2 separate regions of the Homo sapiens genome follow, and region 2 is linked to region 1. Evidence: read pairs that join two places in POLR2A ChIA-PET (ENCODE). Cell type or tissue: A673. All regions are shown on one strand.

Region 1 (5,000 bases):
CTGGGAGGCAGAGGTTGCAGTGAGCCGAGACTGCACTACTGCACTCCAGCCTGGGTGACAGAGTGAGACTCCATTTCAAAATAATAATAATAAGAAGAATAAAATAAAAATAAATAAATGAAAACATGCCCCATCATTAACTTTTTTTTGTTTTGTTCAGCATTCCTGTCCTTCCGGGCACTACTAGATTCTCCAGGCTCATCTCTCACATTTCTTACCAGAGTCCTAGAATTGGCCATTTATCGAAGGAGCCCTGGTTCTCATCCTTAATTGGTTTCTTTAAAAAAAAAAAAAAAGTATAAAGCGTTTACAAAAACAGAATTTTATTTATTTAGAGACGGAGTTTTGCTCTTGTTGCCCAGGCTGGAGTGCAATGGCGTGATCTTGGCTCACTGCAACCTCTGCCTCCCGGATTCAAGCAATTCTCCTGCCTCATCCTCCGGAGTAGCTGGGATTACAGGCATGTGCCACGACGCCTGGCTAATTTTGTATTTTTTTTTTTTAATAGAGATGGGGTTTCTCCACGTTGGTCAGGCTGGTCTCAAACTCCTAAACTTAGATGATCTGCCCGCCTTGGCCTCCCAAAGTGCTGGGATTACAGGCATGAGCCACCGTGCCCGGCCACAAAAACACAATTTTTAAAAGAACGAGATGGAAGCATGGAAGTTCTACATTTTTGACACCCAATAGAGTGAGAAGAATGTGATAGGGATTCGTGGGAAAGAATGGAGAGGCCAGGGGTGGTGGCTCACGCCTGTAACTACAGGCATGCACCTGTAGTTCCAGCTACTGGGGAGGCCAAGGCTCGAGAATCACTTGAAACCAGGAGGCAGAGGTTGCAGTAGGCCAAGCTCGCACCACTGCTCTCCAGCCTGGGCGACAGAGTGAGACTCTGTCTCAAAACAAACAAACAAACAAATACCCATCTCTACTAATACAAAAATTAGCGGGCATGTTGGCATTTGCCTGTAGTCCCAGCTACTGGTGGGCTTAGGCAGAAGGATCACCTGAGCCTGGGAAGTCAAGGCTGCCATGAGCTGTGATCATGCCACTGCACTTCAGCCTGTCTCAAAACAAACAAACAGGCCGGACGTGGTGGCTCACGCTTGTAATCCCAGCATTTTGGGAGGCCAAGGTGGCCAGATCACGAGGTCAGGAGATCGAGACCATCCTGGCCAACATGGTGAAATCACATCTCTTCTAAAAATACAAAAATTATCCGGGTGTGGTGGCGCGTGCCTGCAGTCCCAGCTACTCGAGAGGCTGAGGCAGGAGAATCGCTTGAACCTGGGAGGCGGAGGCTGCAGTGAGCTGAGATTGGGCACTACACTCCAGCCTGGGCGACAGACCAAGACTCTGTCTGGAAAACAAAAGAAAACAAAACAAAAGAAGCACCTGGTGTTGTTGCCTAGGGATGCTCTTCCTGTCCTCCCGGGGTTTGTTCAAGACGGGAATAGGCTGTTTTTCCCAACTGTGAGAGGCAGGCTGCCCAGGCTGAGATTTGTGAGCCAGGTTTAGGCCAGAAGCCTGGGGCTGAGGACACTCCTGCGGGAGCGTGAGGATAGCCTCTCTTCCCGCCCTATTTGCAAGCTCAGATGTCTGTTCATTCACTAGAAAGCCACCAAGGCTCCATGGTAGTAGCTGTTGGGGTGGTTCCTGTTACTGCAAGGCAAGGGTGTCAAGACGTGGGTGGTGAGCAGAAGCCTGGTTAAGGAAATTGTAACAGACTCATACAAGAGAATGCTACCTAGTTTAAAAAAAAAAAAAAAGAGCAAGGCAACGATGCATTTTTTTTCTATTTTTCTCCTTTTCTCTATGTTTTTTATTTTGAACAATCTCTAAGATATATGTCACCCACACAGAGGGGGCAAGACCCAGGTAGACCATATAGTATAGTCCCATTTTTTAAACAAAACCAAACACCCAAAGCAGGGGAGTGTGAGGCCGACCCTCGGCCGGGGAGGCTGGACCCGGGCGCCCGGGCGGGGGTTGGCGCCTCATGGATCGGGATCCTCGCCCGGGAGGGTGGACTCTCCCTTCATTAAGACCCCCAGGTCCCAGGCATGGAGGAGGCCTCGGCGCTTCCCCGTGGAGGCCTTCGACCAGGCAGCCTCAGTTTCCCCACGGGCGAAAGCCGACTCGAGGGTGGGGTGCCCTCGCCCCGCCTGCTCCTCACGGCGATTGCCCCCGCGCCCCGGGCTGGACAGGTGGGGCGCCGCGAAAAGGCCCGGCAAGCCGGAAGTTGCAATGGGGCAGCCGGACGCAAAACGCGGGGACACCGGCCGGGGTCCGCCAAGCTAGGGTGAGCTGCCGATCGGGGACGCGAACGGGAGCGCGCAGGTGAGGGCGGCGGGGCGGGGCTGGGGCGGGGGCGGGGCCACTGAGGCTGCGGCCAATCACCGGCGCCTCCCGTGGGCGGGGCGGGGCCGTTGCTTGGGCGACAGGCTCCAGCGTCTGCGTTCTGTGAACCTAGCCGCTGGGCTGTGCGGACAGGTTCGCGTGGGGCTCCTGGGCCTCCCGCAGCCGCGTAGGTTTCGGGAACCGGGTCGCCTCCCTGCCTCCGGATTCTCACGCGCTGGTGTCCGGTGGCCCTGGGAAATCTTTTCTTTTAACAATGTGTATTCCTTGGGTCCTACCTATCTAACACTTCTGCTGGTTTCTTTTTCTTCTCTTTTAGAGTTCAATATTTGCTCTGCTCTTTTTTGTTGTTTGTTTGTTTGAGACGGAGTCTCACACTGTCGCCCTGGCTGGAGTGCGGTGGCGCGATCTCGGCTCACTGCAACCTCCGCCTCCCGGGTTCAAGCGATTCTCCTGCCTCAGCCTCCCAAGTAGCTAGGATTGCAGGCGCCCGCCAGAACGCCCAGCTAATTTTTGTATTTTTAGTAGAGATGGAGTTTCACTATGTTGGCCAGGCTGGTCTCAAACTCCTGACCTCGTGATCCGCCCGCCGCGGCCTCCCAAAGTGCTGGGATTACAGGTGTGAGCCACCGCGCCGACCTGCTCTGGTCTTTATTATTCTTATTTTTCTTTACCTTGCTCAGTTCCCTTGTTTTCCCCTATCGTCGTCTCCTTCCTTCCTTCCTAAGGCTGGCTACATCTCCCTGTCTCCAACCTGGCTTAGCCACCTTAATTAGCACCAATTATTTTGTTCTTACTTCAGATGGGTCTTTTTTTCCCTAGTTTTTGTTATTCCTTAAGTCTTGACTTAACTGTCAGGTCGATCTCTGAGAGCAGATCATGATTTATTTATTGAAGGAGGAGTCCTCTCCTTACTCAGGGTCAGTGAAGCCGCCAGCTACAGGAGTTGGCATTTATTATTTACCATGCTCGAAGCTCTGCTAAGCGGCTTTGTGCATTATAGTCAATTCTTTCTTTCCTTCCATTTTTTTTTTTTTTTTTTGAGACGGAGTTTAGCTCTTGTTGTTCAGGCTGGAGTGCAATGAATGGCACCATCTCGGCTCACCACAACCTCCGTCTCCTGGGTTCAAGCAATTCTCCTGCCTCAGCCTCCCGAGTAACTGGGATTACAGGCGTGCACCACCATGCCCGGCTAATTTTTGTATTTTTAGTAGAGACGCGGTTTCTCCATTTTGGTCAGGCTGGTCTCAAACTCCTGACCTCAGGTGATCCGCCCGCCTCGGCCTCCCAAAGTGCTGGGATTACAGGCGTGAGCCACTGTGCCTGGCCCCAATTATAGTCAATTCTTTTTTTTTTTTTTTTTTTTTTTGAGATGGAGTTTCACTCTTGTTGCCCAGGCTGGAGTGCAATGGCGTGATCTCGGCTCACCGCAACCTCTGCCTCCCAGGTTCAAGCGATTCTCCTGCCTCAGCCTCCCTAGTAGCTGGGATTACAGGCATGTGCCACCACACCCGGCTAATTTTGTATTTTTAGTAGAGATGGGGTTTCTCCATGTTGGTCAGGCTGGTCTCGAACTCCCTACCTCAGGTGATCCGCCAGCCTTGACCTCCCAAAGTGCTGGGATTACAGGCATGAGCCACCGCGCCCGGCCTATAGTCAGTTACTGAGAGGTAAGTACGTCCCTACACAGATGACCTGTGAGTTGAATGCAGACAGCAGGTGTGTTCTGCTGACTTGTATGGAATTCTTTTTTTTTTTTTTTTTTTTTTTTTGAGGCGGAGTCTGGCTCCGCCCCCCAGGCTGGAGTGCAGTGACGGTATCTCGGCTCACTGCAAGCTCCCCTTCCCGGGTTCACGCCATTCTCCTGCCTCATCCTCCGGAGTAGCTGGGACTACAGGCGCCCGCCACCACGCCCGGCTAATTTTTTTTGTATTTTTAGTAGAGACGGGGTTTCACAGTATTAGCCAGGATGGTCTCTATCTCCTGACCTCGTGATCCGCCCGTCTCCGCCTCCCAAAGTGCTGGGATTACAGGCGTGAGCCACCGCGCCCGGCTGGAATTCTTAAATTTTAAAACTTTGTCATCAATTTAAAAGTCAGGAGGTCACAGAGGAATCGAATTGTTTTTTGGCTTCTCTTCAAGGATTTCTCAAAGGCCTCTGAAGTCCCTTCTCCCTCCCGTCTTACTCCCAAGCCATTGGTCCCGTATGTAAGCTGGTGGCTGGAGGCATTTAAGTTTTTTGTTTTTAAATAGAGTTGGGGGCCGGGCGCAGTGGCTCAAGCCTGTAATCCCAGCACTTTGGGAGGCCGAGGCGGGTGGATCACGAGGTCAAGAGATCGAGACCAGGAGTTTGAGACCAGCCTGGCCAACATAGTGAAACTGCATCTCTACTAAACATACAAAAATTAGCTGGGCGTTGTGGCGGGCGCCTGTAGTCCCAGCTACTCAGGAGGCTGAGCCAGGAGAATGGCGTGAATCCGGGAGGCGGAGCTTGCAGTGAGCTGAGATTGTGCCACTGCACTCCAGCCTGGGCGACAGAGCAAGACTCCGTCTCAAAACAAATAAATAAATAAATAGAGTTGGGGTCTCATTATGTTGCTGAGGCTGGTCTGGAACTCCTGGGCTCAAGCCATCAGCTCACC
Region 2 (5,000 bases), 530 kb after region 1:
ATTTTACTGGATACAGATTTTTAGGTTAATAGGGTTTTTTTTTTTTCCTTACAACACTATAAATATTCCCTCTACTGTTTTCCCTTGAATAATTTCTCAAAGAAGTGTGATGTAATTCTTATCCTTACTCCTTTATAGGAAAGGAATTTATTTCCCTGTGGCTTCTCTCAAGATTTTCTCTTTGTCTTTGATTTTCTGTAGTTTATTGTATGCTTACATGTAGTTTTGTTCTGTTTTTGTTTTTTGCTATTTATCCTACCTGGTATTCTGTGAGCTCCCCAGAACTGTGTTTGGCATCTGTCATCAGTTTTGGAAAATTCTCAGTTCATTATTGTTTCAGATACTTTTTCTGCTCATTTCTGCCTGTCATCATCTTCTGGATTCCCATTATGCATATTTATGCCTTTCTAATTGTCCCACAGTTCTTGGATATTCTGTTCCATCTTGTTCATTCTTTTCTCTCTGAGTTTCAGTTTGGGAAGTTGCTACTGACATTTTTTTTCAAGCTCATTGATTCTTTCCTTTGACTGTATCTAATCGATGAATCCATCAAAGGCATTCTTCACTTTTCTTAGTTTTTTTTGTTTCTAGCATTTCCTTTTGATTCTTTGAGTCTTTATCTCTGCTGAAATTACCCATCTGTTTTAGCATATCATCTACTTTTTCCATTAGAGCCCTTAGCATATTAATCATAGTTGTTTTAAATCAGAGTTGTTAGCTGTGATAATTCTAACATCTCTGCTATTTCTGAGTCTGGGTTTGATGCTTGCTATATCTCTTCAAAGTCTGCTTTTTAATCGTAGTATGCCTTGTAATTTTTTTGTTGAAAACCGGACTTGATGTACTTGTTAAAAGGAACTGAGGAGGCCGGGCATGGTGGCTCACGCCTGTAATCCCAACACTTTGGGAGGCTGAGCGGGGAGGATCGCTTGAGCCCAGGAGTTCAAGACCAGCCTGGGCAACGTAGAGACCCCGTCTCTACTAAAAATAGAAAAACTAACTGGGCATGGTGGCACACGCCCGTAATCCCAGCTACTCAGGAGGCTGAGGCACGAGAATTGCTTGAACCCGGGAGGTGCAGGTTGCAGTGAGCCAAGATCATGCCACAGTACTCCAGCCTGGGCAACAGAGTGAGACTCTGTCTGGGGAAAAAAAGAAAAAAAAACAGGCCAGGCACAGTGGCTCATGCCTGTAATCCCAGCACTTCGGGAGGCCAACGCAGGCTGATCACTTGAGGTCAGGAGTTCGAGACCAGCCTGATCAACATGGCGAAAGCCTGTCTCTACTAAAAATACAAAAGTTAGCTGGGCATGGTGGCAGGCGCCTGTAATCCCAGCTACTTGGGAGGCTGAGGCAGGAGAATCGCTTGAACCCAGGAGGCAGAGGTTGCAGTCAGTAGAGATTGAGCCAGTGCACTCCTGCCTGGGTGACAGAATGAGACTCCATCTCAAAAAAAAAAGAAAAGAAAAGGAAGTAACTGAGGAAAATCAGCCTTTGGTGTGAGTTTTTTAGTTTATCTGGCTAGGCGTTAGGCTCTGTCTGCTGTTTGCTGTAACTATAGGTGTCAGAACTAAAATTTCCTCCTGGGTCTGTTTTTCCTTCCTTGGGTTTCCGTAGAGACTTCTTAAATAAAGTCTGAGATATGCAGGTTTTTCCGTTCTATTCTCTTGTTATTATATAGGAGCCCTATTTATGTGGTGGGAAGGAGGGGAAGTGTCCTAAGTCCTGTGACTAGGTCTCAGTCTTTTTGTGAGCCTGTGCCCCTGGCCTGTGACTTTTACCAGCACTTCTCAGTTTGGGGTTTTTGCCTCCTTAGGTGAAACAGGAAGGGAGAGGGGGCTGGAGTTAGGCCCTTTCTTTCCTGCCTGTGGAAGGCTTAGGGGTGCTTAAGTTGGGTCAACCTTTCCCTTAGGCTGATGAGGATCTTATAAAACCTAATTAAGTTAGGCTCTTGTAAAATAGTTTCCTTTGAGGACAGGCCTTGTTAAGAACAGGAAGCTCTAGACATAGTCCACATGGCTGCTTTCCCCCTCCCCCGCCAGAAGTATGAGAGGATCTTTCTCTGATCTTGACTGTGAGAGTCTGGTAGGGCTCATGGAGGTAAAGTCCACATTGAGTCTCCAGCAGTTCATGAATTGCTGTGTAAATTTTCCTACCCTCGTTTCCACTCCTGGGCTCCTGCTCAGGTAAGCTCCAGTTCACCCTGTTGACATGTCTCCTGTGTCGGGGGCAGTCATTTGCCCTGTAACTTCAGTTCTCTGATGCAGCTAAAAGGGGTTGTTTGCCAGTTCAGTGTTGTTTCTTGTAAGGATGGTAGTGACAACTTCTAAGCTCCTGACATGCCTCACTGAAGAATGAAAGTCCTTTGCCTTCATTTTTTAATGATATTTTTGGTAGATAAAAATAATTCCAGTTGACCAGTTTTTGTGAGTGTGTGTGTGTGTGTGTGTGTGTGTGTGTGTGTGTTTTTCCCAGTACTTTAAAGATGTTACTTCTTTGTCTTTCCGCTTACAGCAGAAGTATCATGTCATTCTTACCTATATTTATCAGTACATAATATGCTTTTTAGCTTAACTGCTTTTAAGACTTTTTAATTTAACACTGGTTTTCTACAACTTGATTATGATGTGTCTTGGTGCAGTCTTCTTCAGGTTTATTTTGTTTGGGTTTTTCTTTTTTTTGAGGCGGAGTCTCGCTCCATTGCCCAGGCTGGAGTACAGTGGCGCAATCTTGGCTCACTGCAAGCTCCGCCTCCAGGGTTCACGCCATTCTCCTGCCTCAGCCTCCCGAGTAGCTGGGACTACAGGCGCCCGCCACCACACTCAGCTAATTTTTTGTATTTTTTAGTAGAGACGGTGTTTCACCGTGTTAGCCAGGATGGTCTTGTTCTCCTGACCTCGTGATCCGCCTGCCTCGGCCTCCCAAAGTGCTGGGATTACAGGCGTGAGCCACCACGCCCGGCCTCTGTTTGGGTTTTATTGACTTTCTTGGATGTGTGAATTGACAGTTTTCATCATATTTGGGAAATTTTGCTTATTTCTTCAAATATTTCTGTCTCCTCTTTGTTTTTCTTCTAGGACTTCCAATTATGTGCACATTAGACAGCTTGATAGTGTCCAATAATTTTTTCTCTCTGCCTTATTTGAGTAGTTTCAATTGCTATGTCTTCAAATTCATGGATCTTTTCTCTTTCAGTGTTTATTTGGTGTTAATCCCATCCAGTGCATCTTTTCATTTCAGGTTTTGTTTTTACTGTCTCTGGAAGTTCCATTTGGATCTTTCTATATCTTCCGTGTTCTCATCATGCTCATGTTTCCCTTTACCTTCTTAAATATATGCCGAACTATTGTCCTTGTCTGCTAGTTCCTTTATCTCTGTCGTTTCTAGGTCAGTTTCTATTGACTGTGTATGGTTATAGGTCATATTTTCCTCTCTTTCTTGCATGTCTGTTATAGCAGTTATCAGTTTATTGCGTCTCAACTCTAAATCCACCCTTCATTGCCACTTGTGATACTGGAACATTTCTCCCTTGCCCCATGCTGGTCTTTGTCAGTGGAAAGCGTTGAGAGGAAAGGGCATTTCTTGGTTCTTTGTGCTTTGCTTACAGCTGTCTGTGACATGAGCTGGTATGTGGGACATATAGGGTGCTCAGGCAGCTTTCAGGCAGGTCCCATAGCACCCCAGCTAGCCGCCTGGCAGCTTTCTGGTGAGTTCAACAGCACCCCCACACCAACCCCCCGGCTTTCCAGCACTCCTCAAGCAGCCTTCCAGCTCACTGTGTTAGCGTCCTCGCACGTGGTTCTTGGCCCTCAGTTCTGTCCTGGGACAGCCCAGTCGACGTCATCATCTAGTGCGTGCTTTTGATCACACCCTCTCCTAGGTCTGAATCCTTCCCTTAGTTACCTCCCTTTACTCTAGGATGTTCTGTGGATTTCTCTTTTGTTCCCTCTTAGTCAACTCCCTGTAAATAGTTAATAATTCTTATGCTAAACTTCCCTTGTTTAAGCTACCATGTGGTTTCTGTCCCCTGGTGGGACCCTGACTGATAGGCCCGGTTATTTTTTAAATTGGATGCTGAATATTGTGAATTTCAAATTGTTGGCCAGGCCCGGTGTGGTGGCTCATGCCTGTAATCCCAGCACTTTGGGAGGCTGAGGCAGGTGGATCATTTGAGCTCAGGAGTTCAAGACCAGCCTGGGCAACATAGTGAGACCCTGTCTCTGCAAAAAATGAAATAAATTATTGGCTGGTGAATTTTGTTGAATTCCTTTGAATAATGTTGGGTTTGGGTCTGGAATGCAGTTAAGTCCCTTGGAAGCAGCGATCCTTTAGAGACTTCTGAACTTTTCAGTGGGTCCAGTGCTGCTTTAGTCTGCAGTTGACTTAGCTCTATTACTAAGGGTGATGGCCTTCTGCGGAGTCTACCCAATACCCCACGAATTAGGAGATCTCTCCACGGTGGCTTGTGGGAACACAAAATATTCCCTGTGTGAACTCTGGGGATTGTTTTGTTTGCTACTTCCTCAGGAGTCTTTCCTGGGCCTTCTCATATAGTTTTTCTCACCCAGGCACAGATCTGTTTTCAGCTAAAGACTCCAGGAGACCCTCTGCAGATCCTGGCTCTGCCTCTGCAGCTGCCTCCTCCCCAGGACTCTGCCCTGCAAATAGCAGCAGCCTTGGCCTCCCTGAGCTCTGAACTCTGTCTTCCCAACTCAGAAAGACTGCAGGTTCCGGCTGAGTTTCCCTGCCTGCGCTGCAGCCTGGAACCCGCCTCCTGGCTGTAATTGGTGCAGTCATAGGATGTGCTCTCTTGTCTCCCTTATCTTGGAATCACTGTCCTGCACTGTTTTCCACCAACTGAAGGCAAAAGTATGTTGTCCAGTTTTCCAGGTGTTCAGGGTTCCCTGTTGCTGCATCCTACATGAGTATATAAACAGAGAACAAACAAAACAGCCTGTCAGGAGTTTGCTGAAGTTTCAGAATAGGTGGTGCTGGGTGAG

Evidence for each region. Peaks named below come from ENCODE experiments on the same cell type or tissue, not always from the same donor. Only the 100,000 strongest peaks of a DNase experiment are listed, where the experiment ranks them.
Region 2: POLR2A ChIA-PET joins it to region 1 with 6 read pairs; 1 of 35 experiments calls an interaction of 5 or more read pairs at or near these places.

What each region holds. Positions count from the first base shown.
Region 1 is chr16:3,104,304-3,109,303 of GRCh38, forward strand. LOC124903629 (a long non-coding RNA gene) reads left to right here and starts at 2,459. Exons shown (of 2, transcript XR_007064948.1): 1 at 2,459-4,028. RefSeq lists enhancers at 625-1,308, 1,309-1,992 and silencers at 1,685-1,734, 1,935-2,014, 2,085-2,194, 2,295-2,504. In A673, no CTCF peak of the experiment used is centred here; a DNase peak (open chromatin) is centred at 2,338; H3K4me3 peaks cover 933 bases; H3K27ac peaks cover 574 bases.
Region 2 is chr16:3,635,675-3,640,674 of GRCh38, forward strand. It overlaps a transcript of DNASE1 not described here. Among named protein-coding and RNA genes, the nearest start is that of DNASE1, 17 kb to the right of the region's middle. RefSeq lists enhancers at 1,936-1,985, 4,878-5,000. In A673, no CTCF peak of the experiment used is centred here; a DNase peak (open chromatin) is centred at 2,027; H3K27ac peaks cover 1,000 bases.